Linked DNA regions of Homo sapiens: all the other regions are linked to region 3. The links are chromatin loops, found by intact Hi-C in ENCODE. Cell type or tissue: A673. All regions are shown on one strand. Each heading gives the region's core, and the rest is flanking DNA. Links, peaks and the distances in the headings are about the cores only.

The links. Hi-C counts contacts between places; a loop is a spot of excess contacts. Peaks named below come from ENCODE experiments on the same cell type or tissue, not always from the same donor. Only the 100,000 strongest peaks of a DNase experiment are listed, where the experiment ranks them.
Region 1: it touches region 3 in a loop (2.4-fold over the local background); 1 of 110 quality-filtered maps calls a loop at or near these places.
Region 2: it touches region 3 in a loop (4-fold over the local background); 1 of 110 quality-filtered maps calls a loop at or near these places.

What each region holds. Positions count from the first base shown.
Region 1 is chr14:56,656,262-56,666,938 of GRCh38, reverse strand. It overlaps a transcript of TMEM260 not described here. Among named protein-coding and RNA genes, the nearest start is that of TMEM260, 82 kb to the right of the region's middle. RefSeq lists an enhancer at 1-1,025. In A673, for the core only: a CTCF peak has its summit at 6,804 (motif pointing left); DNase peaks (open chromatin) are centred at 6,798 and 7,258; H3K4me3 peaks cover 1,036 bases; H3K27ac peaks cover 2,256 bases.
Region 2 is chr14:57,038,602-57,049,278 of GRCh38, reverse strand. All of the region lies in intron 1 of LOC124903324 (a long non-coding RNA gene), which reads left to right. It also overlaps the pseudogene LOC440180. Among named protein-coding and RNA genes, the nearest start is that of EXOC5, 220 kb to the left of the region's middle. In A673, for the core only: no CTCF peak of the experiment used is centred there; DNase peaks (open chromatin) are centred at 3,788, 4,158, 4,488 and 4,868; H3K27ac peaks cover 4,662 bases.
Region 3 is chr14:56,804,447-56,815,123 of GRCh38, reverse strand. It overlaps OTX2 (orthodenticle homeobox 2), which reads left to right and starts at 4,645. Exons shown (of 5, transcript NM_021728.4): 1 at 4,645-4,748; 2 at 4,902-4,965; 3 at 9,549-9,764. The coding sequence starts at 9,668. It overlaps OTX2-AS1 (OTX2 antisense RNA 1), which reads right to left and starts at 1,966. Exons shown (of 4, transcript NR_029385.2): 1 at 1,655-1,966. RefSeq lists enhancers at 2,373-3,265, 8,804-9,642, 10,482-10,677. In A673, for the core only: no CTCF peak of the experiment used is centred there; DNase peaks (open chromatin) are centred at 3,153, 3,313, 4,603, 6,563 and 2 weaker places; H3K4me3 peaks cover 4,789 bases; H3K27ac peaks cover 5,000 bases.

The DNA of each region.
Region 1 (10,677 bases), core at 3,729-8,728, 150 kb after region 3:
GAAGGACCTCCTTAGGAAGAGATGCCTGAGAAGGGATGAGTCATGGGTGAAGAATGATGTATTAATTTCCTAGGGCTGCAGTAACAAATTCCCTCCAACTGTTACAGTCTCACCAATGTGCCACAATGTAGCAGTTTCTCATTATAAGGTATCATCCAGAGTTCTTTGTCTCAGGACGGTGGACACAATGGGTGAGGTTGGAGCAAAAGTTTAATAAGGGAAAGAAGCTCTCTGCTGCAGAGAGGGTACCCAGAAGAGGGCTGCCATTTTCACAATTGCGTACAAAGGCTTTTATAGGAAATCAATGAGGGCCGGGTGTCTCATCTGCCTAAGGCACAAATTTCTGGTAGCTCCACCCCATCTTCCTAATGCGCGTGTGGGCCCTTAGCTTGAGTTATTCCATATTGCTTTGTTCCCCTTACTGCACATGTGTCAGGGAATGGAATTTTCCATTGCGGGCATGTCTGGGCAAGTCACCTGTGCAGGCTTTCTTATCTATATGGCTGTGGCATGTCTCAGGTAAGCCCTCCTGTGCAAATTCCCTTATCTGTCCCTGCCGGCTGTTCTTTTGTTTGAAAGGATTCAACCGAAGAGCCACCCTGTCTGCCTAACCATTTTTTTTTTCCTTTCTCCTCAATCAAAACTGACTCTTCTTGTCATTCCTTGGCCTATGGACACATCACTCCAGTTTCCACCTCCACATGGTCACATTCCCTCCATGTCTCTATCTCTGTGTGTCCTCTCCTCTTACAAGGATACTAGTCATTGGATTTAGGGTTCACCCTAATCCAGTGTGATTTCACCTTAACAAATTGACATCTATAGATGTCAATCTGTATTTTCAAATCACTATTTTAAATAGTGATCTGTCACTGTATCACTGTCACTATATCACTGTCAATCACTATTTTCAAATAAGGCCAGAATTTTGGGGAGATACTACTCAACCTAGTACAAAGGAACACTCTTTTACAGGCATACAGGGCAGTTTTTACACAGGCCCTCAGGTGAAAAGGCTTGGAGTGTTTGGAGCCAGTGTGGCTGAAGTGTAGGCGCAAGGAGTAGAATGAACCCAGGTGAGCTGGGAAAGAGGCAGCCCCAGGGTATGAAGGCTTAATAGGGTATAATAGGAAACGGCTGAAGTGTAAGGAAAAGCGTCTCTCCAGATGGAGAACACCAGGGTGTGTGATATGGAGAAAGAGAGAGAGAGGGAGAGCGACGAAAGGATACAGAAGAGGAGAGAACTGAAGGAACAGAGAGAGTCCTTGAGAAGGCGGTGGTTCAGGAGCGGAAGAGGGGAAGATAGACACAGAAGCAGACAGGTATGATATAAGGGAAAAGGGAAATCCTCTCTAAAGGCTTCTATTTTCTCAACTACATTAGATAGCTAAGAGGTGGAGGAGTGGGAGCTGAAGTGTGGAGAGAAGAAAGCTTGGGATGTTTGTCTTGGAGAGTGAGAAGTCATGCTTGCCAGGATGGCCGGGCAGTGTTAAGAGTCTGTTCAGGGTTTGGTTTCTAGAATATGTTCATTTTTCTTTCTCCCCACTGTTATCGACCTAGTTCAGGCCACATCATCACCCGGTGTAAGTGCAACCACCTCTGACTGGGTTCTTTTCTTCCCATCGTGCCCCACCCCAACCCGGTCTATTCTCCACATTGCTGTCACCACGGTCATTCAAAGTTTACGTGGTATCACTCTCCAGCTTAAAGTCCTTCCCCTAGTTTCCCACTGTCCTCCAGATAAAACCCAACTCTGTACTGTGGCTCTCAAGATCGTTATCAGCTGGTTTATGCTTCACTAGCCTCATTTCTTGCCACTTCCACTCAAATCCTGCACTTTTTTTTTTTTTTTTGAGACAGGTTTTGCTCCGTCACCCAGGCTGGAGTGCAGTAGTGCGATCATAGCTCACTGTGCCCTCAAACTCCCGGGCTTAAGCAATCTTCCCACTTCAGCCTCTGGAGTAGCTGGGACTACAGGCTTGCACCACCACACCCAGCTAGTTTTTTTCTTTTTCTTTTTTCAGAGACAGGGAGTGGGGGCTGGGGTGGGGTAGTGGTGGGGGTCCCACCGTGTTGCTCAGGCTGGTCTCAAACTCCTGTCCTCAAGCGATCCTCCCACCTCATCTTTCCCAAGAGCTGGGATTGCAGGTGTGAGCCACCACACCTGTCCTAAATTCTGCATTTCAACCACTCAGAATTACTTTATAAATTCCTTGAACGTGCTGTCCTCTCTCCCCTTCAAGGCTTTGCACTTGCTCATCCCTGTTCCCGAATCCTCTTTCCCCTCCTACTCTAGCACTCCCCAGTCATCTGCCCTCTCCTGCTAACTCTCCTCCTCCCTGCAGCTCAGTTAGTCCGCTCTGCCAGCCAGCTTTCTTTGACATCCTCCACTCTGAGTCTAGATAGGTTTCCCGTACAACCCTCTATGTTTCCCTTATAAGAGCAAGTACACCTTATAATGCAATTGCTCCTTTACCTATCTTAGGTCCTCATAAAAGTATAAACCCCTTAAAGTTTCCTGTTTTTCATATTACTTGACACATGCCAGATACTTTTTAAAAATGTGAAATACGTAAATAAATGAAAATATTAAAACAGTTCATGTCTATGCTGAAAGTCATAAGTAACTCAAAGCTTTCAAACAATTGGTTCTGCTTCCCCTCGAGGCACAACGGGATTGACCTTGATGCGGGGGGACATCAGGGAACTGCACTCTGCACCGCCACCAGGACCCAGACCCCTGTTTCATGCTCTGCTTCTCAGTTGGACTTCTGACTTCCATCACGAACTACATGAGGCTTTGGGAGGGTTCCCCGCAGGATAATTTCTGCCGTGTCTTTCTGCTCCTTTGCACCCCCTGTCTCTGTTGTAATCAGTGATCTCTGTGTTTTGGTCATAGGGAATGCTTTTCTTTATAAGTGCTCATCCAGCTTCTGAGAGCCTTGGAAGAGTGTGTCTTGGAGTCTCCCCGGTCATTTGATTTTGAATTCCCAGAAATTGTTATTGTAAGCTGCTCTTTTCTTGTAGCACAAATAACTGTCCCAGTTCTCATACTTCCTACTCTGCCTTTGGGCAGTGTCCCAAGGATGTGCTTCCACTCACACCCAAGTAGTCCTAGAATGGCTTCTCAAATGACGAAAAAGAACAGAAGATGTTGTGGTTTCTGTTTTGCATTACTTTTCTACACGAAGGCCTTCTGATCTTTTTGGAAGTATGCTGATTCCAACTGCTCATGCATGCAGATCCAATTCCTGCAGACTGGCAAGATCACGCTGCATCTTTAACCCATTCTATTGATGAAATAATAGTTTCCCTTCTCAGTTCTAGTCTTCAGAGAAGTCTTCACCTAGCTTTCATGTCATTATTGGGTAAAACTGGCTATCTTTTGCTCTTCCTCATGTTCTAATCAATGTACTGATTAGTGTGCTTTGGATGTCACATAAATAGATACATGTTGGCCAGGCTGGTCTCAAACTCCTGATCTCAGATGATCTTCCTGCTGCCTCAGCCTCCCAAAGTGCTGAGATTACAGGCTTGAGCCACCATGCCCGGCCAGAAATATATAATTCTTAACCCTCATTATTTTGGGTTGATCTCAGTACCCATAAACCCTTGTTGAAAATTCCTGCATTACTAATTTACCCACTTCTGAATGTGCATTTGTTTTTGGTTAAAAAAAATTTACTCTTGTGTACAGTTTGTAAATATGCTTTTTCAAAATAAAACCCATGTTTTCATTTCTGTAATTGTTAAAGAGTGACAAATACAGTGTATCGATGCTCAACATTTAATGCAACTGCTTTTTTTTTGAGACAGAGTTTTGCTCTTGTTGCTCAGACTGGTGGGCAACAGCGCGATCTTGGCTCACCCCAACCTCCGCCTCCTGGGTTCAAGCGATTCTCCTGCCTCAGTCTTCCTGAGTAGCTGGGATTACAGGCATGTGCCACCACGCCTGGCTAATTTTGTATTTTTAGTAGAGACGGGGGTTTCTCCATCTTGGTCAGGCTGGTCTCGAACTCCCAACCTCAGCTGATCCGCCCGCGTTGGCCTCCCAAAGTGCTGGGATTACAGGCGTAGCCAGGGTGCCCGGCCAATGCAACTGCCTTCTAGAATGTTTTGTGTACTGCAGAGGCTGGACAATTAAAACTGTGCTTCCCAAATGCCCTTGCACTGAGGGTTCTGGATGTGAGCGTAGTTCGGCCATTCAGATACACTCATGTGGGATTCAGAAGGTGGCAGTGAGACACAGCCTACATTTTCTATTGTTTTTGCGGGCAAGCCTAGTCGGAGATAGTTTCCCTGTGTCTAATCAGTAGCTTTGTGTGTGTGTTGAAAGGCAGTGTTGGGGAAGCCATTTAATTTGTGTGGATTCTAGTGGGCACAGGGGTGGTTCTGGTTGTAGCAGTTGCAGTAACTTCCTGACCACGGTGGCTTCTGAGATATAGCAGGGGTGTCATGGTTCTGGAGTTTGGGACAAAAGCAGTAGCTTCCCATCTTGTTAGGGAGCTTCCTGGTTGCGAAAGGCCGCAGTTCTGTTGGTGGCCGGGCTCTGCAGAGAAGTTTTGAGAGTCATCTTTGGGAAGGTTAAACCTAGAGCCTGTCTCTTCACCCTCCTCATAATTCTGTCAGCCATTTAATGCTTAAACTAGGTGGAATGGATCCTGTTCTTGGCAATAAATCCATGACCTATATACCACGGGAGTAGTTGTTTGCAATATTAAATATAGCTTCTGGCGGAAAGATGTTTAGACAAGAAAAGTAGCTATCTGAGAAGACAGACAAGATTTAGACTTTCTCTTGATAGCTGCAGCTATGTAGAAGCCAAATCATGGCTCTTGCCACTTGGGATGCATGTACAACTTTCTGTGGCAGTAACAGCAATCAGATTTTGAGGAGTGAATGAAAGGCAGACCTCTGGGGGCCCTAACTTTCACACTAAACTTGAACTCACCCTGAGACCTAAACTTATAATCCCGAAGGTCTAATTCTTCTGTCACAACCTTTCTAATGATGAATAGCCTCTCTCCATTCTCTGCCTCTTTCTCCCCCTTCTCACAGGAGTAAGGACTCCCACTCCACCCCCACATACACATGTGTGGACGGGAGAAGGCCATTTGTAAAGTAACAGTGTCATATAAACAACAAACTCAAGTTTCAAAGGAGAAAAGATAACAAAATCTGCAATAGAACATATGCCTGTGAGAAAGGACAATTATTCCTCTATGACAAGAGGGGAAACTCACTCACATGGCAGGGAGAGGCTGACCATGAGAACAAGTCTAGGAATTGGCTAGTCATTCCTTTAGGCCAGGTCCTGTTTCACTACAATTTTCCCTTTTTTAATTCCTTCCTTCCCTCCCTTCCTCCCTTCCCTCTTTCCCTCCCTCCCTCCCTCCCTCCCTCCTTTCCTCCTTCCCTCCCTTCCTTCCTTCTTTCTTGCTTTTTCTTTCTTTCACCAACTACCTGTCTGTCTATCCATTTTAAGATTGGGTAACACTTGCTCATGGTACAAAATTCAGAGCTAACAAGGGCACAGAGTGAAAAGCAAGTCTCCTGCTCCACCACCGAGGGCATTCCTGGTTCCCTACCCAGAAGCAGGCTTTGTGGTTTCTCCCCTTTTTCATTTTCCCACGCCTCTCACCTCAGATCCTATGGAAGCATCCACAATTGTGGGGAAGAATTCCAGAGGAGAGGCAGAGTCTAGGAGGAGGAGGGGTGGCGACCACCAGGATTCCAGACCCACTAGGCTGGTACCTGGCCCAGGGTTGGATCCTCCAGCGTGGACAGGACAGTCTGTGGTTGCCTCCTGCAGCCACCTGACACCTGGGCAGTAGTGGGAGGGAGGCTGGTGCCTTTTTCTTTAGCATGGTTGTCTGTTTGGTTTTATTATGTTGTGTCCCCACTCCCGCCTCCAGCTTTTCCTTCAGCTGCAAACCAGAGTGCCTATGGATGAATGTTTGTTTACATATGTCATGTTGCTGTCCCTTCAGAACAAATGTGTGTATTTGAGGCAGGAGACTGTGTTTGGTTTTTAAACTAAGTGGAACTGCCAAACACCCTTCACCCAGCTTGTGGACAGGTGCACTATTAAGAGTTTACATAAGAAAAATCTGTGCCAATTGTAACAGGTAGAGAAGAGAGAGCGAGACAGAGACAGAACCTGAATAATCCTTTGGCAATTCTTAGTGTGACACAAGATTCACTTCCTTCTTAGCAATTCTGTGCCTCATGCCTCATTCCTGATAATTTTAGGATCTGCTATGTCTTTTGCTATGAGAATTAGCATCAGCAGCTTTCAAAATGACTTACCAGTTAGCCCCTCCAGAAATCTTAGGACATTATTCTTTTCTTCTCCAAATTCCCCATCTCTAAGCCTTCTAATTCTCCTTCAAATTTCCATCTGTAAAGTTAATACAATCCAATAAGAAAATAATGTGCTCTTGAGACGTTGACATGCTCAGAGCCATTTTATCCTGCCCTTAAGCCTGGAAAGTTTGAATTTTCCTTGGGATAAAAAAGTAAGAAATAATAGAATAATTCACTGTACTGTAACAATTAAATCCAGCAATTTAACATTGCGCATTGGTAAATATAATGCTTGCAACAACCAAAAGTCTCCCACGTATTGACAGACAAAACCAAAGTTATAAATCTACACCTCCTATTCCGAACCACATTCCTAAATGTAAATAAGCATCCAAGCATGCTGCTACATATCTTTACAGAAGCAATTACAAACAAGCCTTATCAGTTGCTAAGTCACCAACACACACAATGCTTATCTGCTATGCCCTCTACTGGATAGAGTACACAAGGCAAGTCGCATTATTTCCAATTAATTTTTGGCATCATCACTCTGCATCTGCTTTAGGAATGCAAGGCGTGAAATTTATAGTAGCAGGTTTAATATTCCATCCAGCCAAATCATTTCGCTACAAGGACTTACCTTTGGTAAAATATTTTGGGTTTTTTTTTTAAGTACATAGATTGCTTCTCCCCTTCTTGCAACCCACTGTCCAAACTCTCAAGCTGTCACAAAACTCAGTACGTGGCAGGAATAATTTCATGCTGAGTAAAATGTGTTTAATTTCACATCTTCTAAGAATAATTACTTAGCATAATGCCACTTAAAATGTATTTTTATCTGCAAATGCTAATGAAGCTACAAAAACCTGACTCATCTTTTGAAAGAATGAGGGTATTAAGGGTGCTTCGCCTCCACTCCCTCTTCTCCGTAGTGGCTGCCTGAAGAGAGAAACCCGGACTGGAAGAATAATCCCCGACTAGATCCTGCTGTCTTCAAGCTGGGTGTGAGCCCAGTGGCTTTGAGGGGAATTTAATCCCATCGGCCTCTCCGGAGCCTCCCAAGGTGCTGAAAACAGAGCTTCAGGCTCCCTGGGGCTGCCCAGTTCTCACCCAGGTCCACCTAGACAGCTACTAGGAAGAGGCTCAGGCCCAGGGTCGAGAGCTACCTACCCTAACGACTAGGCTGGTGGCAGGCCTGTGGCCTTTGGCCTTAGGGATTGTGTCTCTTTGATCATTGGTGCACCCAAGTCATAAAGACCACTGTCCTATCTATTGTTTGTCTTGAGGCCTAAAGCAGTAGTTAACAAAGAATGACAAGGAGTAAAGGGGGAAAAGGAGTGCCTTGCTTTTAAAACTAAAAAAAAAAAAAAACAAAAACCAAAAAACAAAAACCCTCTTTTATTCCTAAATAGTTTTAGAATTACAGAAAAGTTGCAACAATAGTTCAGAAAGTTCCTGTCTACCCTTCATCCAACTTCACTCACCTTAATATCTTACATAATGATCAAAACCAAGAAGCTGGGACATTAGTGCAATACTTACTATTAACCACACTATAGATTTAAATTCAGATTTCACCACTATTTCTAATAATAGTATTTTTTGTTGGGCGTGATGGCTCATGCCTGTAATCCCAGCACTTTGGGAGGCTGAGGTGGGCGGATCAACTGAGGTCGGGAGTTCAAGACCAGCCTGGCCAACATGGAGAAACCCTGTCTCTACTAAAAATACAAAATTAGCTGGGCATGGTGGCACATGCCTGTAATTCCAGCTACTTGGGAGGCTGAGGCAGGAGAATCGCTTGAACCTGGGAGGCGGAGGTTGCGGTGAGCTGAGATCATACCATTGCACTCCAGCCTGGGTGGCAGAGTGAGACTTTGTCTAATAATAGTAATAGTATTTTTCTGTCCTAGGATTGAATCCAGGATCCCACACTGCACATAGCTGTCATGTCTCTTTAGTTTCCTTAAATTCAGGACACTCTCTTGTCTTTCCTTGTCTTTCATAACCTTAACATGTTTGAAGAGTCCTGGTCAGGTATTTTGTAGACAGTCTCTCAATTTGGATTTGTGAAATGTTTTCTCATGATTAAATTAAGGCCGGGTGCGGTGGCTCAGACCTGTAATCCCAGCACTTTGGGAGGCTGAGGCGAGTGGTCAGGAGTTTGAGACCAGCCTGGCTAACATGGTGAAACCCCGTCTCTACAAAAAATACAAAATTAGCCGGGCATGGTGGCGGGCACCTGTATTCCCAGCTACTCAGGAGGCTGAGGCACAAGAATCACTTGAACCTGGGAGGTGGAGTATGCAGTCAGCTGAGATTGCCCCATTGCACTCCAGCCTGGGCAACAGAGTAAGACTCCATCTCAAAAACAAACAAACAAAAAAATTAAATTGAGATTATATATTTTTGGCAAGAATGCTACAGAAGCAATGATTCCCTTCATTGCTTTGTGGAAGCAGGGCCTGCTTTTGTAGCAATGAAGCTAAGCAAGGGTGTGGGATAAGAGCCTGAATGAGATCAACATCCCTCTAGAAATTTGCGTGGTGGCTTTAAGGAGAGTTAGGCACCAAGCTTAAGAGCAGGTGACACACTTTTATTACCTCTCGCCTCCTTTCTCTGTTACTATGGGTGGCAGTGGGAGAGGTGGGAATATTTCTTTGCCACAGATAGACAGCATGAATGTTTTTTTAATCCAATGTTGCTGAGACCAGCAGAAGGATAAAGGGTAGCCAAAGAAAGCAGAGAATTACTCATGTTGGTGTGGGAAAGAAGGTGGGGAGAGATGTGCCAAAATAAAAGTGTGGTCTAATGACCGTTTGTGGGTCCAGTGAAGCCCTTTGTGGATTCAGCAAAGCTCCAGATAGCCCAAGAATGAAATGCAGACATCTCAACAGGTGGGAAACTTGTTAACTTGGGTTGAGAGGGTGGTGGTAAACATTTCGTAAGCAACACTTTTAACAATGAGAAAGCAAGTTTCATTCCTTGTTTGGGTAGAATGTAGTAGTGGTGAACAAAGATCCTTGGGCAGATTTTTAGTTTGGCATTTTGGCTTTCTCCCCTTCTGGAATGGAAGCTCTGTCGGGGACAGGGCCCTTGTCTGGTTCCCCTCTGAAAACGTCGTATTCAGACCTGGCACATTATAGAAGCTCAAAAAATGTTTATTAAATGTAGTAAACGTAAGTGAATGGGATGGGCATGGTGGCTCATGCCTGTAATCCCAACACTTTTAGGAGGCTGAGGTGACAGGATTGCTTGAGCCCAGGAGTTCATGACCAGCCGGGGCAACATAGAAGACCTCACCTCTATTTTTAAAAAAGTAAAAAAAAAAGTGAATAAATGGGGTGCTCATTTACAAAACATACTCTTGGCCACTCCACTCATCCCAGCTCAGCAATCTATGACCCTATCCCCCAGGATGGTTTTGAAGGTCCAGCAGGGCCCCTGTGCTCTGGACTGCAAGCTTTCTGACCTACGCCAGTCCTCCAAGCGCCTGCAGAAGCTGTCCTGGTAGGAGACTGTTCTCTGAGAAGTCCCTGGGGGGTAGAATGCAGGGGACAATAGACTAAGATCAAATATATAGATGGTAAAATCTAAGTTTGGGAAGAAGAGGAGATAATGTAGATGCCTGCTTCCAGGTGGGCCATGGTTTGGGGAAACCAGTAGAAAGAGGGAAGGACGGTCATGGTAATGGGGTCTCGTGAAAATGAATTGTGCACACGATTTTTACTTGTGTGTGTGCATGCGTGTGCACAGATTGAGATGTGTTTTTCTTATTAATGGGACTGATTTCATTTCTTCAACTGCTTAGTGCTTTTTGGTTACTCTCTTCTAATTCCCAGATATTCACATAATTTAAATAACGTTTTTATATTTATAATTATCATTGTAATTTATTTGAATTATTTAAATTTTCCAGATGCATATTTAGTAAAGACGTTTTTAAACATACTAGAGAGACAAGCAAAGTACCAGGAGGCTTTGAACATTTATTTTACTGAGTAGGAAGTAGAGAAGAACTGTTTTTACTGACATATTAATGAAAACAGCCAACATGACTTGCAGTTGGTCTATATAGGCACTGTTCAATACACTTTATAAATATTAACCTTTTTCATTTTTATAGCTGCACCATGAGGTAGTCTATTATATTTCCATTCTACAGAAAAGGAAATTAAGCCACACAGAGCTTTATTTATTTATTTATTTATTTGAGATAAGGTCTCACTATATTGCCCCAGGCTGGAGTGCAGTGGCACAAACACAGCTCACTGCAGCCTCAACCTCCCGGGTTCAAGCGATCCTCTCGCCTCAGCCTTCTGAGTAGCTGGGACCACAGGCACACGACACCATGCTTGGCAATTTTTAAAA
Region 2 (10,677 bases), core at 1,988-6,987, 230 kb before region 3:
GCGGTAAAGCTGAATATTGGGAAGCAATGGATAAAGCAAACCCACCATCTTGCCACACATTTTCCGGGGATCAATTTTTCTCGTGTACCCACAGATCCTTTCTTTCATATTGATAGCTGTATACTTATTACATTAAAAAACAGTTGGCTATCTGTTTACTGATTTCTGCCCAGATTATGAGCTTTTTGAAGAAGAACTGTGTCCTACTCATCTTTGAACCCCAGGACCTAGCCTCAGTGAATATTTGTTGAAGTGAGTTAAATATGAACATGTGAGAGTGTGTAGACATCTGGTTTCTGTGGGTCCTCCTGGGTTACGTCAGGCCTCAAAGTTAAAAGAAAAAATTTTAAACCCTTAGAATAGTTTATGATCCACCTGTAATATGTAATATAACCACATAGACCATCACCTTGTTAAATTGGATGTATGAAGCTATTTCTTAATAGTTGTGGCTGCAAGAACAGTCAGTTCTTAAATAGTTTTGAGACAGAGAAATTTAAAAGAACCCTTTGGTAATTTGGATACACACACACATACACACACAGAGAACTTATAGTTGAGAGTTCATAAAATAGCCTAACGAATCTATACTGTAAGGACCTATAAACTGATTGTATATGCTATGGGCTGGATGTTTATGTCCAGCCCCCTCCAATTCATATGTTGAAACCCTAGCCTCCAATGTGATGGTATTTGGAAGTCAGGCCTTTGGGAGGTAATCAGGGTAAGATGAGTTCCTGAGGGTAAAGTCCTCATGATGGGTTAATGTAGTTATAAAAAGAGGAAAAGAGTACAAAGTTTCAGTTAGATAGGAGGACTAAATTCTTGTGTTCTATTGAGCAGCATAAAGAGTATAGTTAATAATAATGTATTGTATATTTCAAAATAGCTAAAAGAGAAAATGTTAAATGTTCTTACCACAAAGGAATGATAAATATTTGAGGTGATAGATGTGTTAATTAGCCTGATTTGAATATACATCCTGCCACAATGTATTCATGTATCAAAACATCACATTTACTCCATAAATAGATGCAATCATTATTTGTCAATTAAAAAGATGATACTCTTTCATGTTTATTTTTTGAGATGGAGTCTTGCTCTGTTGCCCAGGCTAGAGTGTAGTGGCTCAATCGTGGCTTATTGAAGCTTCAGCCTCCCAGGCTCAAGAGATCCTTCTGCTTCAGTCTCTCTAGTAGCTGGGACCACAGGCACATGTCACCACGCCCAGCTAATTTTTAAAAATATTTTGTAAAGATGGGTCTCACTGTGTTGCCCAGGCTAGTCTTGAACTCCTGAGCTCAAGTGATCCTCCCACCTCAGACTCCCAAAGTGCTGGCATTATAAGACATGAGCCACTATACCCAGCCACAATAAAAATTTTTTAAAAAGAGAAGAAAAGCTATGACTTCCCCTATATGCATGCACCAAGGAAGGCCGTGTAGGGGCATAGGCTGGCAGTCTGATGTTGGACTTGGACTTCCAGCTTCAGAACTGTGAGAAATAAATGTTTGCTAAGCCAACTAGTCTATGGCATTACACTGACTGAACTGACTGAGACAGTATATATAGTTTGTGAGTGCTGATTAAAACTCAAGGAATAATGTCGTCGGTCAAACAAAGGATAGGAAGAAAAGCTTTAAGAGGGAAAAGGAAAAGAAAGGAAAGGAAGGAAAGGAAAATCTTTAAGAGGGAACATAATGCACTTCCTTCTAAACATTGGTTTGGATAGAAAAAGAAAAACAGGAATATGCTCTGCTACAGGTATTTTCTCTATGTCGTTATGATCTTTTGTTGGACATGATTTTTCCCATAGCTTATCTGAATCTATACAGTGAGCTATATTATTAAAGGATTCTAGTTAACTTTGTGCTTGGCCGCAAGTAAAGCAGCCTAGACTTTCTTAGAAGAGAATAGAAATACCAAAATATTTTTTCTGTCTAGTATTTGAGTGAAAAAAAAAGAATGGCAAGACATAAAATAGAACATCCAAAACACTATCAAGTATATTATATTCATTCAGTCTGTCACTGACTTTGTATTTTTTGGAAATATGTTTCCCTTGTTAACTTTTCCCATGGACACACTAGACTATATTTATCCATATGGGTATTTTTGGAAATGTAAGCACTAATGTAACTTCTTTAAATTACAAAAGATCCTGAAGGTTTGTGTGTTTGCTTGTTTGTTTTTAGAAAATGATGGGGATACCTTAGAAACAATCTTTTTGAACATTTGAAGGCATTTGCTACACAAAAATTGTCAGTATTTAAACTTTCCCTTTGAAGCCAAGCTATTTAGTTCTTATAAAAAGCATTGCTTTTTATAAGATAAAAAGAAACATCAGTCACAGCTATGAAATCTCTGAGCTCAACCTGGACAGGGTGCTTGACAGTTCTTGGGTTACTAAGCGAGTCGCCAGTTGTGCTAGGCCAGGCTCTCTTTACAGTGAAATAAAAAAGGGGACACATCTGAAAAACCAGATAATATAATGAATAAGACATTTGGTAAATAAGAGCAATTAAAAATCAAAAACAGCACACATCTGAAAAAACAGATAATAGAGCAGGTAAGACATTAGGTAAATATGACCAAATAATTATGTTGTAAACCTCTACCTGAATCAGGCATCCAGGAGGCAATTCTACATCAAGTACTTTTTTCCCCCTCCCTTTACTAGATCTAGTTAGACTTTTGAAAAATTAAGGTAAACTCCAGAGGTCACAAAGAAGTTGCCTTGTTGTGTTCTCTGGCCTAGAATGAGGCTGGAAATTGGGTGTGCACTTTCAGCTGGACTTTCCTTAGCACAGCCCCCTTCTCTATTTCTGAGGTGACCCAACGAAGAAGAAATGGGACAGAAGAGGGTTTACAGTGTACAAGGCAGATGCCGTGGGAGATCACGTGTTCTCCCTGCTGGACAGACAGGAGACATGAGCTGGCTGTTTGGTTGGTGGGGGAGCGCTGCTTGGTGGTGAGGAGGATGGGTCTGTTTTATGCTGTTATTATTTTCTATTCACTTGCAGGGCTTTTGGATCTCTCTCTCTCTCTCTCTCTTTTTTTTTTTTGTCCTTGAAAATGGCATTAAGTGATTCTGTGTGTGTGCATTTGAGAAAGCCAGTGCAATATCCTATTAATCCGCTGAGCAACTTCAACAACTTGAAAATGATCAGAGCATGGTTGGTGACCGCGTTGGTCGGTTTGTGAGAGCTTTCCTGAGGGGCCACGCAAGTCATTCCATTTAAGGGATCTTCCCTTCTATGGTCACCCATGCCTCCTTTGACCAACAGCTTGGCGGCCTCCCTGGGGTCCATTGTAGCCATCCTTCCAGGACACTGGGTCGGTTCAGGGGGCAATTGTTGCCTTCTTCTCCCTCCAGGGAGCAACTTCTCTTCATAAGGATTCTTTTTCCCAGCAAGCAAAGATGACCTGGAAATTTGATAGTGCCAGAGTTACAAACTATGCTTTCTCAAGAGAGAAATATTACCTTTTAGAAACTAGTTTTTATCCTGCTGGGAAACTGTACTGTGTTGCGGGGATTGTCTCTTATTAGAGCCGTGTGAGCTGGGGGAAGCATGTAGGGCTATCTTCCACTCACCAAAAAGGCTGCTGGAATCGTGTATGACCCTGAAAAGAAACTGCCGTGGTACTTAGTGGGGAGGTAGGGAAAGACAAAAATGTCAACGTAAGCCAGTACATTTCTTGCGCAGAATGAGCCTGCATACTCTTAAACACACCGGGAGAAAAGTTCTCAAGGTTTTGAAACTCCTAGTGATGGTGGAGTTCTTGGCTCACTTCCTAGAGCATTATGAGGCATTATAAACGTCCTTCGAATTCATGCAGTCCCATAAGAACACCACCAAAAAAATTGTTATGGGGATTTTAGTATTTAATCTTCAGGGGGTCCAAAGCCTTTATTTGCCATTTCTCAGTAAAAAAACACAAATCTTTATATTAAGAATAGGGTAGAGGGGATTGGGAAATCATTTTGTAACAAAAAGGTACTACATCAATTAGTCAAATAGTATTCATTGAGCACTTACTATGTGCCAGGCATTGTAGCAGGGGGTGGGGTCATGAGGGTGACTCTGACAAGCCTGGGCCCTATCCTCATGACACTTTTATTCTAGTGGGCAGCAAAGGTGCAGAGCAAGTGTGCTGAGCTAGTTGTGTAACAGAAAATGCGAGGTTAGCTTACAGCCTCCCAATTCAGAGATCTCAAAGAACATCTTGTTGGATTTAGACATGCAGTATCCTGGAAGAGGAATGCAGCCTTACAAATGCTCCTGATTCAACCGGGCGCAGGCTCACGCCTGTAATCCCAGCAAAATAAAGAAAACACAAAAAGAAATGAAGAACAAGAATAGAAAACTGGGAGAAGCACAGGAAGGCTGACAGACATCGTGAAGTGGATGAGGATTTTCCCTGGGGCCCCAAAACCTACTCTTCTCCTGGCAGTTTTAAAACCCAGAAGCCTTCCAAGCCCTTTCATCATTCATCGCATTACCATATATCAAGAGAAGACAAGTCTCCCAAGGAGGGTAAGAAGGGCAAGAGAAGAAAAAGGAGAGATGCTTGGAAGATGATGACAATGATAACTTATTTCTTATTAAGGAGAGGAAAAAAAAGTCTTAAACTGTCAGGCAGCCTCTAATGTGGCTTTCCGTTGTTCATTTGGCCTTTGCGTCCATAACCTTCTGGCAATGTGTTTATTATTTATGATTAAATAAAGTCAGTTTGGGTTTTGCATTTTTAATTTCAGCCATTCCTAGAGTTGCTGGACATCCATTTAGGTTCCCCCTTCCTTCCTTCCTTCCTTCCTTCCTTCCTTCCTTCCTTCCTTCCTTCCTTCCTTCCTTTCTTCCTTCCTTCCTTTCCTTCCTTTCCTTCCTTCCCTCTTTCCTTCCTTCCCTCCTTCCTTCCTTCCTTCCTGTCTTTCTTTCTTCAAGAATATTCATTGGTAGTGCCAGGTACATCCTATTGTATCACAGTGCAAGACACATAATGTCTTAATGTCTGATTGTTCTACTTTTAGTGGTGCTAAAACTAATCCAGGGGCCCAGGTGTTGCCAAACTGATATATCAATTACAACATTCCCCATCAATTTTTCACCTCATGGCTTCCATATTCTTTGATGATCTTTTCATAGATCCATTTTTTTATCATGAATGAATTTCAATTATAATATTACATTTCATCAACCATTATTTTGAATCTCAAACTATCTTAGTAAACTTTTCTAATAGAAATATCCTACATAGTACTATATTGAATTTATAACTGAAATGTTTTATAATTAGGAAATGTGTCCACTACAGAAAATTTGGCATATGTAAAGTATAAATTTGAAATAAAATCACCCCCAATTTTTCCACCAAAAGATAATCATTTCTATGGTTTCAATGTATTCATTTTGATCTTTCTTTCAGACAGCATATTGGAACAAAACAGGAACCACAGTATACTCTGTTTTGAACCCTTTTTGCTCTTAGTAATCTATTTTGGACATCTTTTCATATTAAAAAATACCAGATTGACATCATTACTTTTAATGGCATATTTTAATTTTCCTAAAAATGAAACCTTGGAATGAAAGATGCTAAAAAAATTTAAGCTTTTGATATTTATTTTCAAGACTCCTACTGGAGAGTTTTCCCATCTAAAATGTGTTGTGAGTACTAATTTCTCTACATCTTTGGTAACACTGAATATTATAATTTTTATAGTTTTTGCTAATTTGATACAAAAAATTTTTCTGCCCAGTTATATGTTTTTGATTAATTGCTAGAGACTAAAGTTATTCGTATGTTTGTTATTTATTTGTATTTTTCTTCTATGAATTTTCCATTTATTTATTCTGTCAATTCTTTTATCAGTGTGCTAATACTTTTTTTTCCTATTTGATATTTTATTTTTCTTATTCTGACATTAGGGTATGAGAAGTACAAAAGATCCACAAGTACCAAAAATTCTATATAGCTTTGTGGTAGTTAAAAACATACAAGAGAACAAAACAATTTTTTGAGTAATAGTCATCTCTACAGATCTGAGTGACAGTCCACTTCAAACATCACTGTAAAAGTGGTAAAAAATGATTTCATTGTGATTATGTTAAAATTTTTGATGTCTCTTTCACTTGTTTTAGGAAATCTGTCTTCTGATATTTATACCGGATGGATTCTTTACCTGTATTTTGCTGAAGCCCAATTCCCTGCCTCTTCAGGGCTTCAATGATGGCGCTTTTGTTTTTACAGTCAGCTTGTGATGTTTTGTCCAAAGGAAGATTCTGATAACAACTTCAGCAGCGAGAAAAGCTGGATGTAAATTTATAGTTATTGTCCTTTTCAATGTAAAAAAAAAAGTTGAAAAATACTGAAGACTTTTTCTTAGTGTTAATTTCTCTTCCTACAAGGATTTAATTTCATACTCATGCTGAGGATGAATTACCTTTGATGCGGTTTTTTTTCCAAAGGATTTTTAAAAAGCTTTCTTGAAAAGATGAGTTCTTCTTCCTAGCCCTAGGATTCTGAGTAAAGATGACATATTGGAACAGGAGAAGTCCAGGTTTATCTTTCTACTTTCTTACCTAATAACCTGTTGGACATAGATAATTGAGATCTCCATGGATGTCCAGCAACTCTAGGAATGGCTGAAATTAAAAATGCAAAACCCAAACTGACTTTATTTAATCACAGATAATAAACACATTGCCAGAAGGTTATGGACACAAAGGCCAAATGAACAACGGAAAGCCACATTAGAGGCTGCCTGACAGTTTAAGACTTTTTTTTCCTCTCCTTAATAAGAAATAAGTTATCATTGTCATCATCTTCCAAGCATCTCTCCTTTTTCTTCTCTTGCCCTTCTTACCCTCCTTGGGAGACTTGTCTTCTCTCGATATATGGCAATGCGATGAATGATGAAAGGGCTTGGAGCTTGGAAGGCTTCTGGGTTTTAAAACTGCCAGGAGAAGAGTAGGTTTTGGGGCCCCAGGGAAAATCCTCATCCACTTCACGATGTCTGTCAGCCTTCCTGTGCTTCTCCCAGTTTTCTATTCTTATTCTTCATTTCTTTTTGTGTTTCTTTATTTTCTTGAGGCCACCTGTTGCTTTTTAATGAGGCACAGCCCTTCTTTATATCATGATGGGGGTTCTCATTTGCTGCTTTTATGTAAGGTAGCTTGGATGGCTCTGGGATATCCCCACTCTTCTTGAGTACTTTTATTTTTTATTTTACTCTCTTTTTTCTCTCCTTAACTTCATATTTGTCATCATAGTAGCAGATGAATGGAGATACTGGAGACAGGTCATACACTTCTCTTTCTGGACACTTGTGTCCATAATGGCCTTTTGCATGCAGTGACAGCAATATGCTAAGGCTGATGGTTTTGAAGGGTCTTTGGCTTTTTGGGTGGTCTGGGTTTGGTCGTGAGGTGATATTGCCTCCAGATTTCTGTGCAAGCATCTGTATAGTGGCCTAGCATATGACATTGGTCACACTGTTTATCCCAAGAATGTCTGAAAAGACATGAGTGGTCCAACATCTTAGGCACAGGACAGTATTTGCAAAGGGGGGCTGGACAGGAATACAGGAGGTGTCCTCTCCAGGAGCACAGGAAGCAGCAACGAACTTTTCATGGTAAGGGACAGTTTTTTGATAAATGGCCGTGTTTGTCACAATTTCTACAGATAATGTTTTCATTGGCTGAATAATATCGCTGGGTCCATCTTCCAGGTTATTGGTTATTAGCTATCTGGGCCTCAATGTCTTTGTCACTGATGAACCAGTTTATACCATCTTCTCCTTCAGTAACAGAGTTTTCACATCCCAGAAGGTTGAGAAGGATATCATTATCTTTATCATCTATTTCACATCCCAGTAGCATCCAGCTTTCCACATTATTGCCTTCTGAAATGGTGCTCTCTTCCTCTGCACTTGAACTGACCTCTATAATCATGGCCTCTTGGATTACACCTGATCTCTCTTCAATATCACTCTTGCATTTCTTATCAAACAGCTCATTAGATTGAAGAAAAGCAGAAGGACCATGGGTATTTTCTTGTGCTTGAGCTCTAACATTCTTTCCTTTACATCTATAAATACTATCTTCATCAGACAGTGATGACCTCTGACCCATCTGACAGCTGGATGACCTCACTATCTGAAAGGACAATTAGCTTCTTCTGATTTGGTTTACTACTCGAAGATTCCAAATTCCCAGAGTTCTTTTTTTCATGTTCTTCCTCCCTGATGACATCATCAAGATCTTGGGCATAATAAATTCGGCTATAGAGTTGAAATTCCACCTCACTATCAACACTCAGTTCACTAGATAACTCGTCCCTATAAAGATCATCTTCATATGCTTCTATAGTCTCATAGCCACCAAACATCATAAAAAATCGGTAACTTTGATGTGCTGCAGCTGCAAACCTACTTTTCTTAATAAATTATAATGATGTAATATTCATCATTTATCCATTATATTTCAAATATATTTTGCCAGTTTGTCATTTTAAAAATTTTATTTATGACTTTTTAATGTTCTGAAGTTTTAAATGTTTATGTCATCTATTAAAAATAGTATCTATTATTCTTCTTTGTGATTTGTTCCATGGCGTTAACATTTAATAAGTCCTTCCCCATCTCAAGATCAGTGTAAATATTTGCCCATAATTCCTTCAACAATTTTGGGGTTTTGTTTTCATATTTTACTTTCAATTCCTTCGCCTATGTTGAATTTTTTGTCCATCATTTAACATAAAGATCTGATTGGATTCCACCACCACTGTCCATCCCCCGCATATTCTCATTTTCCCAACCTCCATTGTTTGTTTGAATAATCTACTCCAACTGATATGCTCTTTCTTTCTTTCTTTTTTTTTTTTTTTTTTTTTGGAATTTCGCTCTGTCGCCCAGGCTGGAGTGCAGTGGTGCGATCTCTGCTCACCGCAACCTCGGCCTCCTGGGCTCAAGCGATTCTCCTGCCTCAGCCTCCTGAGTAGCTGGGATGACAGGTGCCCATCATCACGCCTGGCTAATTTTTGTATTTTTAGTAGAGACTGGGTTTCACCATGTTGGCCAGGCTGGTTTCAAACTCCTGACCTCAAATGACCCACCCACTTTGGCCTCCCAAAGTGCTGGGATTACAGGTGTAAGCCACCGTGCCAGCCTGATACGCTTTTATTGCATTAGTTTCTTTACTATCTTTTCTGTAACAATGATCTTTCAGACAGTACCTATACTAGTAATACACATAAATGTTGCAGCTGTGTAAGTTTTAAGATCTGAAGAACTTTCCTTATATTATAACTTCTTTCTTAACTTAAATATCTATTTACTGATGACTCCCAACTTATGTCTGGCTCTAATTTCCAGAGTTGTATGTCTATATATCTATCTATTCAACCTCTCCTCTCAAATGTGTAATAGACATCCATTCATTCATTCAGCAGTATTTATTAAGCACCCACTCTCTTCCAGGCACTGTTCTAGGAGCTTGGAATAAATCAGTGAATCACACAATGATCCCTACCAATTAATTAACAGTTTGATTCTTACAACAGCTTTACGAAGCAGACAAATTATTATTTCTATTGTATTTCACAGAATAGGAAAATGACACACAGAGAGGTTAAATGACTTACTCAGGGTCACACAGCTAGTAGGCAGTGAATCTGGGATTCAAACTCAAGCCATTTCATCCAGAGTCCTTGCCTTTAATCACTTTCTCAAACTCAACATGTCCAAAACAGAAGTATGGATTCCTCTGTCACATTTAGTTCTTAGACTTTCTCCATTTTAATAAATGACTCTACCATTCATAACTACCTGCTTGAGTGAGAAACCTAGGAATCGTTCACGGCTCCCTTTTCCCTCACTCTCCATATTCAGTAGATTAGCAAGTTCTATCAACTTTATTATCAACAAATATATCTCTAATTCCACCACTTCTTACCATCTCTGGTGCTCCAACCTAGACCAAGCATTGTCATCTTCTTCCTGTCCTATTATACCTTCTAAAGATTCTCCCTATTTCTGTTCTTTCCCTTTTCACAGAACTGGCAGTGAAGACTTCAAAAAATATCAGTAACATCCTGTCACTCTCATGATCAAAATACAGTCAAATTATACTATAAACACTTACAGAGAAAAATAGAAATTGCCCCACCCTTCCCTATTCATGGGACCTGTTCCCCAGCAGCAACTGCTCTATATTTTTTTGGCTCTTTCTTCTGTCATTTACATCCATATCTCTAAAGTACATACTAATACAACTAGTTTTAAAATTTCAATTGTGGACACCATCAGTCAATTTCAATGACGTCCTAGTAGTTCAGAGGAATATTTAGCTCTTCTACAGCTACCCACACCCCAAACACACACTTCCTCTTTCTTCCACCAATGTAGGTATATCTCAACTTTTATTATTTTGGTTACATTATTTTGACTATGCAAATATTATTCATACTTCCTTAGTGTACTAGGACTTTACTTCCTATTTTTGTAAAACTTTTTGTCTTACTTCCTTATTATAAAACTTCCTAGGCTTAATAATTGCTTCATTTTTTCTTTGCTTGTTTTTCTTCCCCAGGTACTTAATACTAATTCTTATTCAAACTCTCTGGCAGAACTGTAAATCGCTTCTCAATGTAACCAGGTGTATAGAATAATCTATG
Region 3 (10,677 bases), core at 2,217-7,216:
CATATACGGGAAATAAAGCTTGTAAAAGGTTACAAATAAAAGATTAGAGATTTATCCAAACTAGTTTAAAGCTTCACTGTGGTTTTCTTTTCTTCTTTTTTCCTTTCTTACAAAACCATTCCTGGGTCTTTTTTTTCCCCAGTTTTAAATGAAGTTTGCAAACAGGCAAGATATTGGACTGTAATGGTTGTTTTATATCAGCTCTGTAAGCTCAAGGCTGCTGCCTGCAGTAGAATTGATTTCAAGGAAACTTCAGGACCAGGAGATGAAAATTATGTAAACTGACAGCTACCACCCTTCATCAATCCATCCACATTCCCGTCCACACCCTTCTAACACACACACACACACACACACACACACACACTCTGCCTCACACTTCTCTCTGTCTCACATCCACACATGCCCTTCCTATCCCTCACCCTAACCTTGCTCTGCACACACCCTTGGTCCCCACACTCTCAGGGACAGAGGCACAGCTCCCGGCTCACACTCCGCTCATAAATGTCTCACAGCACCACATCTCGCACTTGTCACACAATCTTAATCCGTTTCATTCCGGAACAACATGGTCCTCTTTTCCTCTTTTTCGCATTTGGAGTTTGCCTCCCTACTCTTTTATCGAGACAGCCCAATCCTATCTTTGAAGTTGTTTCTTTCTCCCTTACCCTCTTTTTTGAGGCAACCGCAATGCAGGGAGTGAGAGACCCAAGCTTAATTTATAAGTGATCTGTTGCCTTATTTTTTCCCCTAAATTTTGTCTGCATTTCCAGTCTTAAATCCTTGTTAAAAAAATTAAGGTTAATCTCCTCAAAGTTTATAATAAAGATATATCTAAAAACCTAATGAAAAAATGACTTCTTTCTAGGTATTATGGTGCTTCTAAGGCAAAATGTAGTCCCTCACTGTCCAGTGAATTGCTGAAAAGATTGGAAATTAATGTTCATATTTCTGAATTCAGTGTTAAGGAAGTCTAACTGGCTCCTTTCCCCCAAAAGGCTATGTTCTCACGGAATATGGGTTTTGTTCTTCTTTTTTAATTAGCCTGGAAGAATCCCGGGATGTCTTCTCTCCCCTCCCCCTCCCCCACTCCCCCCACCAAAGTTAATAAACTTGGAGGAAAGTTTGGAATATTTTAAACTGGCCTGGCTTGTGCGGTGGAGAAATTGAGCCTAGTTAGTGCCACACATGAATCTTGATTTCAAAATATGCATATTAGACATATTCTAGAAACTGCACACAAGCTCTGACAAATAATTTGATTCCCTTCGTATTGGCTTTCTTAATTTAGCTTCTGAATGCTTATATCTCATATGCGTAGCAAAATAATTGTACAAGTGGCAATTAAAAACCATCCACTTTTTAATGAAAATTATTTAAAAACACAAAGCATGCTACCATAAGTCAGATTCATAGAAAAAAAATGTTAACGACACAGGACACAGAAAAAAAGTTAAACACAGAAATACAATGAACAGATACTAGGTAAATTGGAAGTTCAAGAACTTACTGAAAATCAAGAGTTAGACTTTTCATCCAAAGAGTCTTTTTCTCCCACCAAGCATCTAAGGTTTTCAGTAAAAGAGCCCAGCCCCCTTCCCCCAAAGCCAGTGGCTTTTGTCCTGACCTAGAATAGGGTTTGTGGGGACTGTACCTGAGCCGGGCAGTCTGCAATTTCCAAATTGACAAGAAGAGACTGGAAGATAAAGAGCATGTTCTTACAGGTGAAGAGCAATTTTGCAACTTTTCAAGGCGACACCCAGGAGAAAGCTTGCCTGCTACCAACTGCTGCAGAGTCTGGGCAGAATTCCTCTAGAAAGAAAAAGAAAGTCTTTCACCCCCCCCCCCCTTCCTTGTCTGCCTCTCTCTGTCTCTAGTTCTCTTTCTCCTCTCTGTCTCTCTCTCTCAGATCCAATCTTTTAAGAGCTTCAGCACATTGCTAAGCTAAAGGGAAATTCTCTTTGATAAAGCGGTGTTTCCAGCTTCTGGGTTTTAAAACCTAAATCTATATTCAAATCTGGCTGAAGGTGTGTTCTGGGATTTATGAAAGCCTCTTAAAGGGGTAAATTTACCAAACCGTGACAAAATCATCACAATCTTACTTTAGACATCTGAAGTGGATGAGAATTTTAAAGAGACCCTTGTTTATTTAACACTGTCCATTTCCAACTCGTAGTTTATTGGCCCTGTATTTCTGCGAAGTTATTAGACTAGAGGGCAAAGGAGAAGCGGGAGCTGTCTGCTGCCGGCCGCTGGAAGGGCAAAACCCTCTCACGCCCCACCATGCATAAATCTGCCCCTGTCGAATAGAACAGGGGGATTTTTAGGGAGATTCAGCTGCCCCCGCCATCTGGGAGGACATCGCAAACCTCTACATCGGGCTTGAAAGGTTACCCTGGACACTGGACCCTACGGCAGATGGATCTCCCAGTCCAAAATGGTTTACTTGGTTTAGCTCACAAGCGCATGTTCTGATCATTCTCCATCCCACCCCATGCCCACTGTCCCCAAGGCCTTCCTCCGGCCTTCCCCTCTGCCAGATTCACAACGTCCATTTTTCTTTTTCGGCTCTTTTATGCTTTAAACATCATTGTGATCAAACTGGGGGAAACGTTGTCTTTTCTAGGGGTAGGAAGGAGACTCTGCTTCAGGTGATCGAGGTGGATTTGCCTTTCCTTCATCGAAAGCATCATGACTCTGACCAAGCGCACCCAACCAGTGCCTCCGACAGCCAGCGCCACGAGGGTCATAACGCCCGGGGCATTTGTTACCCCCTCCTCACCACCATCCCCATTAAAGGCTTCGGGGGCGGCCGCCAGGTGTTTCAGTACAGTGGGGGTGGGGTGAGAAAAAAGGTCGGTACTCACCCTCCCCCCCGCCCGGGCCCCTAGAAACTCTTGACTCCTGGGAACGCGACAGCCAGCGGGTCTCCGGACTGGAGCTGCTGCAGAGGGCCGGGAAGGAGCTGGGCGGGCTCCGGGCCCCTCGGGGGCTCGAGGGGCCGCCAGGGCCCAAAGCTCTAGGGACACCTGTGACAGGGGCCGCTGCCGCGGAGTCCCCAGCCCCAGGCCGAGCCCGAGCCGGAGCCCGGCTGCCGAGAGCTTGCTGCCTCGTGCGCACTCCCGTAATTCGTTAATTGCTGTAAATCCCAAGGACGGCCACATTTGAGTACACATACAGTATAAGAACCGACAACAAAGCGACGAATTAATTACCAACTTCATTAACATAGGTCCCCAAATTAAAGGCAGCGAGCTGTTTCTTTGGGCCCACTGGCCGTGGTGGTGATGGTAGTTGGTGGTGGGTGGGTGGCGGGGGGTGGGGTATTTAGGAAGAGATTTTATTTTTCTTTTCCTGCACTGGGTGTTGTGAAGCAAGAGCTGTCTTCTGCTCCCACCCCCACCCAGCTTATTCACACACACTCACCAGTTCCACTAGCCACCCCCCACCCCACACTCCGCCCAGTCTGTTTTTGCTTTTCTAGGGACTCGGATCCGTTTGAAACCTGTCCGGTCCCTGCTTTCTATGCCAGGCAAAAAAGTTGGGCTGGGGGTCGCACTCTCCGGCTCGGGCCCCCAGGTCCCATCACTTCCCAGCCTCTGGGCTCGCAGCCCGGGGCTCGGGCGGCGCCAGCCCAGGTAGCTCCAGGCCTCGCAGTGTCGGTCGTTTGGTGGCGTTTGTTCTAACACAGAAACTGTTTCCAACGGGGGCCTCCCTCGTTCGCTCTCTTCCACGATATCTTGTCGACCTCACACTCGCATCCTCGAGGCCCGATGTGGTCCCAGCTACTTCTCCTAAATGGGCCCTGAGATTAGATTCCGGGGTTCGTGTTCCCTGCAGTCTGTCGTGGGCTTCTCAATTCCAAAAAACCCCAGGAACCTACCAGAAGCCGGGGTCTCTCACTCGGGGATCATTTATTTATATGTGTAAGGATATTTATAAGGGCGTAGGGAATAGAGAAGACACTGAGTTTTAGAAAATAGTTTGTTCTTGGACTTGTGTATCTTTCTCTCTCTGTTTTCCCTACATGCCCACATCGCACTCCCAGGCCTCCCTCCTTTACCCTTTCTGGCCGTCAGCGTGCTCTGGCCCTGTCTGAGACGGCATAGTGGTGTTTTTGAGTTTCAGTCTGACTTGCTTTCTGCCTGTCATCCACACACTTATTGCTGGGGTTGAATGTGATAACCCAGTCACTCCCTAACCCGCCATTCTCCAGCATTTACTTAAATATTTTTATCTTCCATCTTACATTGCATGGGTTTCCTTTCTTCCCTTCCCTAAAAACAACAACAACAAAAAAAAAAAAAAAAAAAAGAGAGGAAAGGAAATTTCGGAGTAAAGGAAGCAGGGGAAAAGAGGGTAAGAGAAGAACTCCCTGTCCATCATTTTAATTATACAATTAGTTCACATGCTCCGGCCCATAATGTATATTTTAAGCAAAGCCCAGTGTCTTTAAAGAACATTCTGGTAATGTCGGAGGCCTGGATTTGTTGCCTGCTCGTCCCCCCGTGCAGCAGCGGCCTGTTTTCCTCCCCCTGTTGTGTGTTTTTATTATTTTCCCTCTGGCTTAGATGTGTCAATCATTCTCTCCCTGCCATTGGTTGGAGAGTTTGCGTCAAAAAGTTGCCAGAGAGGCGCTTTCTCAGCAAATCTCCCTGAGAGCGGGACCGGCCTCAGCTCCAACACAGCCTCCACTGTGATTAAAAATAAAAATTGCTAGAGCAGCCCTCACTCGCCACATCTACTTTGTATGTATTGCAGAGGGGCCCACGCGTGTTTAGAACTCTAGCCGCCTTCCTCATTTTCGTTCTTTAAAAAAAATTTTTTTTGGTTGTGTTTGACTTTTCATGGAAGGGTGAAGACTGCAAGGTTTCTAACTCAATACTCTTGATTTCTTTTAGGATAGCTGGCTATTTGGAATTTAAAGGATATTTGACTTTTTCTAACCTCCCATGAGGCTGTAAGGTAAGTGTCCGTCTGTCTTGTCTATATCCATATCTACGTGTCCCCGTGTCTGTCGGCCATCACCCCAGTACCTCCAATAGACCGACCGATGCCCCTCTGCGAACGTGGAGTTCTGTAGGCGGATGTATTTTTTCTCTTACAAATTTTGAGGTGTAATAACGATCGTTGCAAAAAGAAAAATGTGATCTAGAGATGAGAGCGGTAGTGGGAGAGAGGCAGAGAGCGTGCTCCTGGGGGTCGTCGCTTCTGCAAAACGTCGTCGAAACGCTGCGAATGTAATCTGGGGTGTTTTGGAAGGTTTTGTTTGTGGTTTTGTTTTTATGTCAACGCCGTTCTGGGCTTCTCCCGCGATCTTTGCGTTTTGGCCCCCAGATTTGGTTGGGGTCGTTTGGATGGATCCCAGGGACCTTTTTAGAGTCCGAGACAAAAAGATGCAGATGTAACTAGATGGATGGATTGAAACAACAATAATAAAAAGCCAGGCGCCTCCTTGGGCCCGCGCGCCGGAAGCTCGGTTCGCTTGCGGGTCGGCCTGGGCCGGGGGCCGCCGCTCGAGCCCCTGTCGGCCCCTGTTGAACGTGAGCGGAAACCGGAGCGGATAACCGAGGAGGCTGGGAGCGCTGGCTTCTCGTCCGCCCCGGCGCTCACTGCTCGCTCTCTTTGGCCTCCTCTCCCTCAGCCTAGCACAGCTCGGTTGTCTGTTTCTCCCAAAAGCTTCCAGATCTCCTTTTTGTTTTTAAATATCCACCACCCCCCAAAATCCAAACCACCCTGGGTTGTAATTACGCAGCCTCCCAACCCCCGGTTGTCGTGGTCCCCGACCCTGGTCACCAGGCCGAGCGAACGTGAAGAGTGTTTTTTCAACATGACTTTGCCGGGTCGCGGCCCGCCCCACGTAGCCCTCCGCGCGCACCTGGGGCGGGCAGAAGTGGCAGCTAGTGGCCCCTGCTCCGCCCAAGGCCGCGGCCGGGCCAGGGACCGGAATCCTCCCGCTGGGACCGCGGCCCCTCAGCTGTTCTCTGGCGGGGAGAGGCAGGGCTCGCCCGCGCGCTCGCGCACCCCCTTCCCAGGCTCCAGGACAATGAGGTGTCGTGGCTCGGGGCCGGGCGGGGGCCGAGGGGTTCGCCGAGGCCCAGCCTGTGCCATGGATCGGCCCAGTAAGAACCATCCGAAGGTCCCTGCCAGCGCCGGGCGCGGGCGACGGGTCGCTCTGCAAACTCCCAAGAAGTCTTCGCGTTGTTGCGTTCAAGTGACTCTTGAAATCGATGCCCGATTTCGGGACATATTTTTGGAAACCCAAGTCCCCTGTCAGGATTCCACCGAGTTGGCTTTTGCTTCCTTCACAGATAGAACTGGTGCGCGGGGAGCGAAGGCCGAGCGGCGCCGACCCTGCGGTGGTGGATTGCTTGGGGAGGGGACGGGGAAGTCGCTCCTAGAAATTCTCCCCTCCATCCTAGAGCTTCGGGGTCAGGATTTCTCCTGCTCAGCTCGGGACTTTTTACAGGCACCAAAAGTTATTAGCAACAGAGGGGAGTAGGAGAGGGAACTCCTCCCCCCAGAGTAAGGTAGACACCCAGACCTCAGCGCTAACACCGGGGCTTTCTCCCAACGATAATTAATAGTCAAGGCCAACCCTTTTGGCACGTTTCTTCCTCCCTCCCTCGCGGGTGGCAGAGTTATTTGATTCCCCGAGGCCAGAAACTTTCACTCGAGTTCGCCGGAGAGAGGCCAGCGCCGGCCGTTTTCCGCGGTGCCCACACGTCTCCTTTTTCTTTCTTTCCTCCTCTTCGTCGTCTTCCCAGCCGCAGGCCAGTCGCCAGTCCGCGTAGTTTTGTTTCCTTTCCATCATGCAGAAAATTAATCAGCCCGGACGAGAAGCAGAGAGGAGCATGGCGGCCTGTAATTAAGGGACGTGTGCCCCTCGGATTATCTCGTTAGTTTATCAAGAAAACATTTATTATAATTAATTCTCGGACGAGGTAATTATTGTTGAGCGAGGACACAGCAACTGGTAGATGGGCTTCTTGGAAGAAAAAAAAAACAAGGCGTGGGGGAGGGAGAAGCGACAGATTGCACGAATTGACCGTTAGATATAAGGCTGCGCGGGGGGCGCGGGCAGTGGAGCGGGACCTCGGGCGCCAGGCCTGCGGGGCTGCGGGGCTGCGGGGCTGCGGGGCTGCGGGGCTGCCGGGCAGGAACGCGGGACCCAGGCACTCGCGCCCGGAGGTGCGGTCGCCGACCGGCTGCCGGAACTCGCCGCGCGACCGCGGTCAGCTTCTAGGTATGAGTTCTCCAGAGGCCACCTCGTGAGCAGTCATAGTGAGGCGTGGATTTTTCAAAAGTTATTTCTTTTCCCCGTTCTGGACCCTGCTTCGAGAGGAAAAGAGCTTTGAAAGTTAGATTGAAGGGCCCATGCCTTCTATGCAGAGTGCATACCTAGGCCGGTTGTGGAGAGAATCTCTTAGTTTTGGGTTTTGGTTTTCCTCTTTTCCTTTTAAAGGTGGATCCAGGAGCAAAAGTGAAAATAGTCTATTTTGAGAATTTTAGCCATTTTGCAATGGTAAGGGCAAAGGAGCCCCTGGAAGGATCTCGGCCCTGGTGCTTTCTGTGTGTTACTGGCTTTTTATGTTGGAATGTGCTACTTTATTGTATGATGTGTCAGGCATTTCTAATTGGGTGAGAGCTCTACATGTAAGAACATTTCCATATTTCTCAAGGGTACATCTGATATGATTTTACGATTCTCTATAGCACTGTAGTTCAGAATTTTGCAAGGTAGTACGATTAAACAAAAAATCTCCAATCTCCAGTTTAGAGGCTGTTTAAACACATATACAACTGTATTTTAAAGCTGTCGCATATGTGTTTAAACAGCCTCTAAGCTGGAGATTTTTGTTTATTTTCGCAGCCTCCAAAGAACAGCATTTTGAAAAGAAAAGACAATACAAAAACATAAAGTCTGTATTGTAGGGGCAACTAAATTAGTTGTACTGAGGATAATACAAACTCCTCCAAGAAAGACATTTATAAAATTATATTAAGTTAGATCTTAGGGTAGAAAAGCATGACTTTTGTGCTCTGAATTTAAATCAGAAAGAAGTTGCAGTTACTAAGTTTCATTTATGGACTTTTGTGCCTTGCTGTCTTAAGCAACGTAAATATGAAAACCCGGAGTCCTTTAAAGTCAGTGAGACCTTTATCTTGTATCCGCCATTTTGAAGCAATCTCTCATGGTGTCAAAGTTTCAAAGTAGAGATCCTTGCATATAAGTGCCACATTTTAGGAAAATAAAGGCCAGACTTGCAAACTGCCAGTCTATATTAACATCTACTTTGAATCTCTTTGCTGGGGTGGAGGCGGGGAGCTCAGCTGAAGAAAGTAAATAACTTTTCTTTTTCTTCCTTTCTTTTCCCCCTTGAGCTCTTTTTCTTATAGGATTGTAGGAAACTTGAAAGGTAGGGAGAAATTCTACTAGTTTCACAACTTTGGGTGTTTGTGTATCTACTTTCTTCAAAACTAAAATGTGCAAAAGGCAGTTAGAGTTAACAGGAAACTCTGCTGCAGCTGCCGAGGACCCAAATGTCTGAAAATTTGCCTCCCGCAGGATCTGCAGCCTCCACACATCAAAATCAACATGGAAGCAGCTTGCACTACAAATGTGGGGTCCCGTCATTATCTGATTGGTGGGATTCTAACTTTACTTCACAATTTCTGGCAAGCCCTGTGCCAATCTTGAAGACTTTTTTGGAATATGCTTAAATATTTGATGGGTGTCTATTAAAAGTTAAATACTTGTTTGTTTAGCTTTCGTTCCTTAGACACATATAATCAAGATTCTCCAAAACCCTAATAAATCTGTTACTTACCTCGAAATCTAATTACCCAGACTACTAATTAGGTGAAAATGATTACCGGAAATGACTTCAAATGTGGAATAATAGTGGTTGAGCGGTTTTTCCAAGTTTGTGGTTTAGTGAGTTGGTATTTTAGATGTTAAACGCACTGACATTTTAGGTTCGCAGCAGTTGAAAGTGGTAAAAAGCTAAGATAATTAAAATCTCTGCCATGGAAAGGCAACAGTCTGGGGAGAGGTAGATTTCTTGAATTGTTTCTTTGTTTCTCACCAATGGGCTTTGTTATCAGCATTATTTATTTAGCCAAAGAGTTCTTTGTCTCTGCAAATGGCCCCAATCAAGTTTTGTTTGAGACAATTAGCTAGTGCCAGCCAATGAGTCCTATGCAAATGTAGGGATAGGAATGCAATGTGTGCATTTGAAGGCACGGGTTTTTGTTCTTGGGGAAGGCAGATTGTAATTGCTTTCTTCGGGTACTTTTTTTTTTTTTTTAAGTTTAGGGTGGGGGTGGGGAAGACAGGTTTATCTGGTCTCCTTCCATCCCCTCTAGTTCCAGAGCAGCTGGGGGTGGGGGTGGGGATGGGGGTGGGGGGAGTGTCTGCAAGTCCTTTAAAAGCCTCTGCCTCGCCTAGTCCGTGCTCTTTTTAAGTTAGTGCTGGAACGTGGAAGAGCTGCTGCCTCCGAAGCAGTAAACCAGCCCCTCTGTTTGTTTGTTTGCTTTGCCCTTAGTTCCACTGCTCCAAACCCACCCACCAAGGACTCTGAACCTGTCCACCCCGGGCGCATCAAGATCTTCCAGCTGGGTACCCCCGATTTGGGCCGACTTTGCACCTCCAAACAACCTTAGCATGATGTCTTATCTTAAGCAACCGCCTTACGCAGTCAATGGGCTGAGTCTGACCACTTCGGGTATGGACTTGCTGCACCCCTCCGTGGGCTACCCGGGTAAGTGAGCCCTGCTGCACTCCCGCACCCCTCTTCCCCATGCCCACCCTCCGGGGATGCAACACCCTGTTCCCATGGAACACGGGGGTTGGCAGTCACACTGTCCCCACCCAGCTTCAGGCTTGGTCTCCTCTAGGTTTGCCTTCTGAGGAAGCAGTCCCAGGGCATTTACTGACCAAGCAGAGAACAGGGGTTGGGAAAAGTGAGTAGGTGGGTCTGCAACCGTTACAATCACATCACTTTATTCTTAATTCGAGTAAATAAGGATTGGCATCAGAGTGGGATGAGGAAGGTTACTGTCCTTGTCATTTGGGCAAAAGACCCCTACCCATATCTCAATGACCAATTCCTCAGAAGTGTCCTCTTGGAGAAGCTGAGTTTTCCCTCCGTAAGTCCTTAGCACTCTCGGGCTTCGCAGTTGTTCCCTCCATGCCCAGGCCTTCCCCTATGACCTCCAGAGCCTGCTTTAATCCCAAGAGGCGTGACTTCCTCCAAATGCGGGTGCTTTCCTTTCCAATCAGATATGTTTAAAAATCCTCCCAGGAGTATGAACTATGTCCCCATTTTAAAGATGGAGGAACAAAGGCCCATGGTGTGCTAAAAACCATGGGAACAGGATCCAGATTTCCCCCATCAATTCGAGCTGCCAGTCTGTCCTCGGAGATCCTTTGACTTCTTGGAATAGCCTTTTTGTGTTGTGGTTTGGGGGTTGATCTTGGAGAACTTTTTTGTGTGTCTTTTAAAAAATGTTTCATTTGTTAACTTTCCAAGTGATGCTCTGATTGGAGCAATCTCAACACCAAGAAGAGTAGGGAAAGAAGCAGCGTGTGTCCTGGGTCCCCGGGGAGCAAGGCTGGGGAGACGGTGGGGAGAGCATTGGTAGGCTCCCGGCTGAAGGGCTGTGAGGAACGGG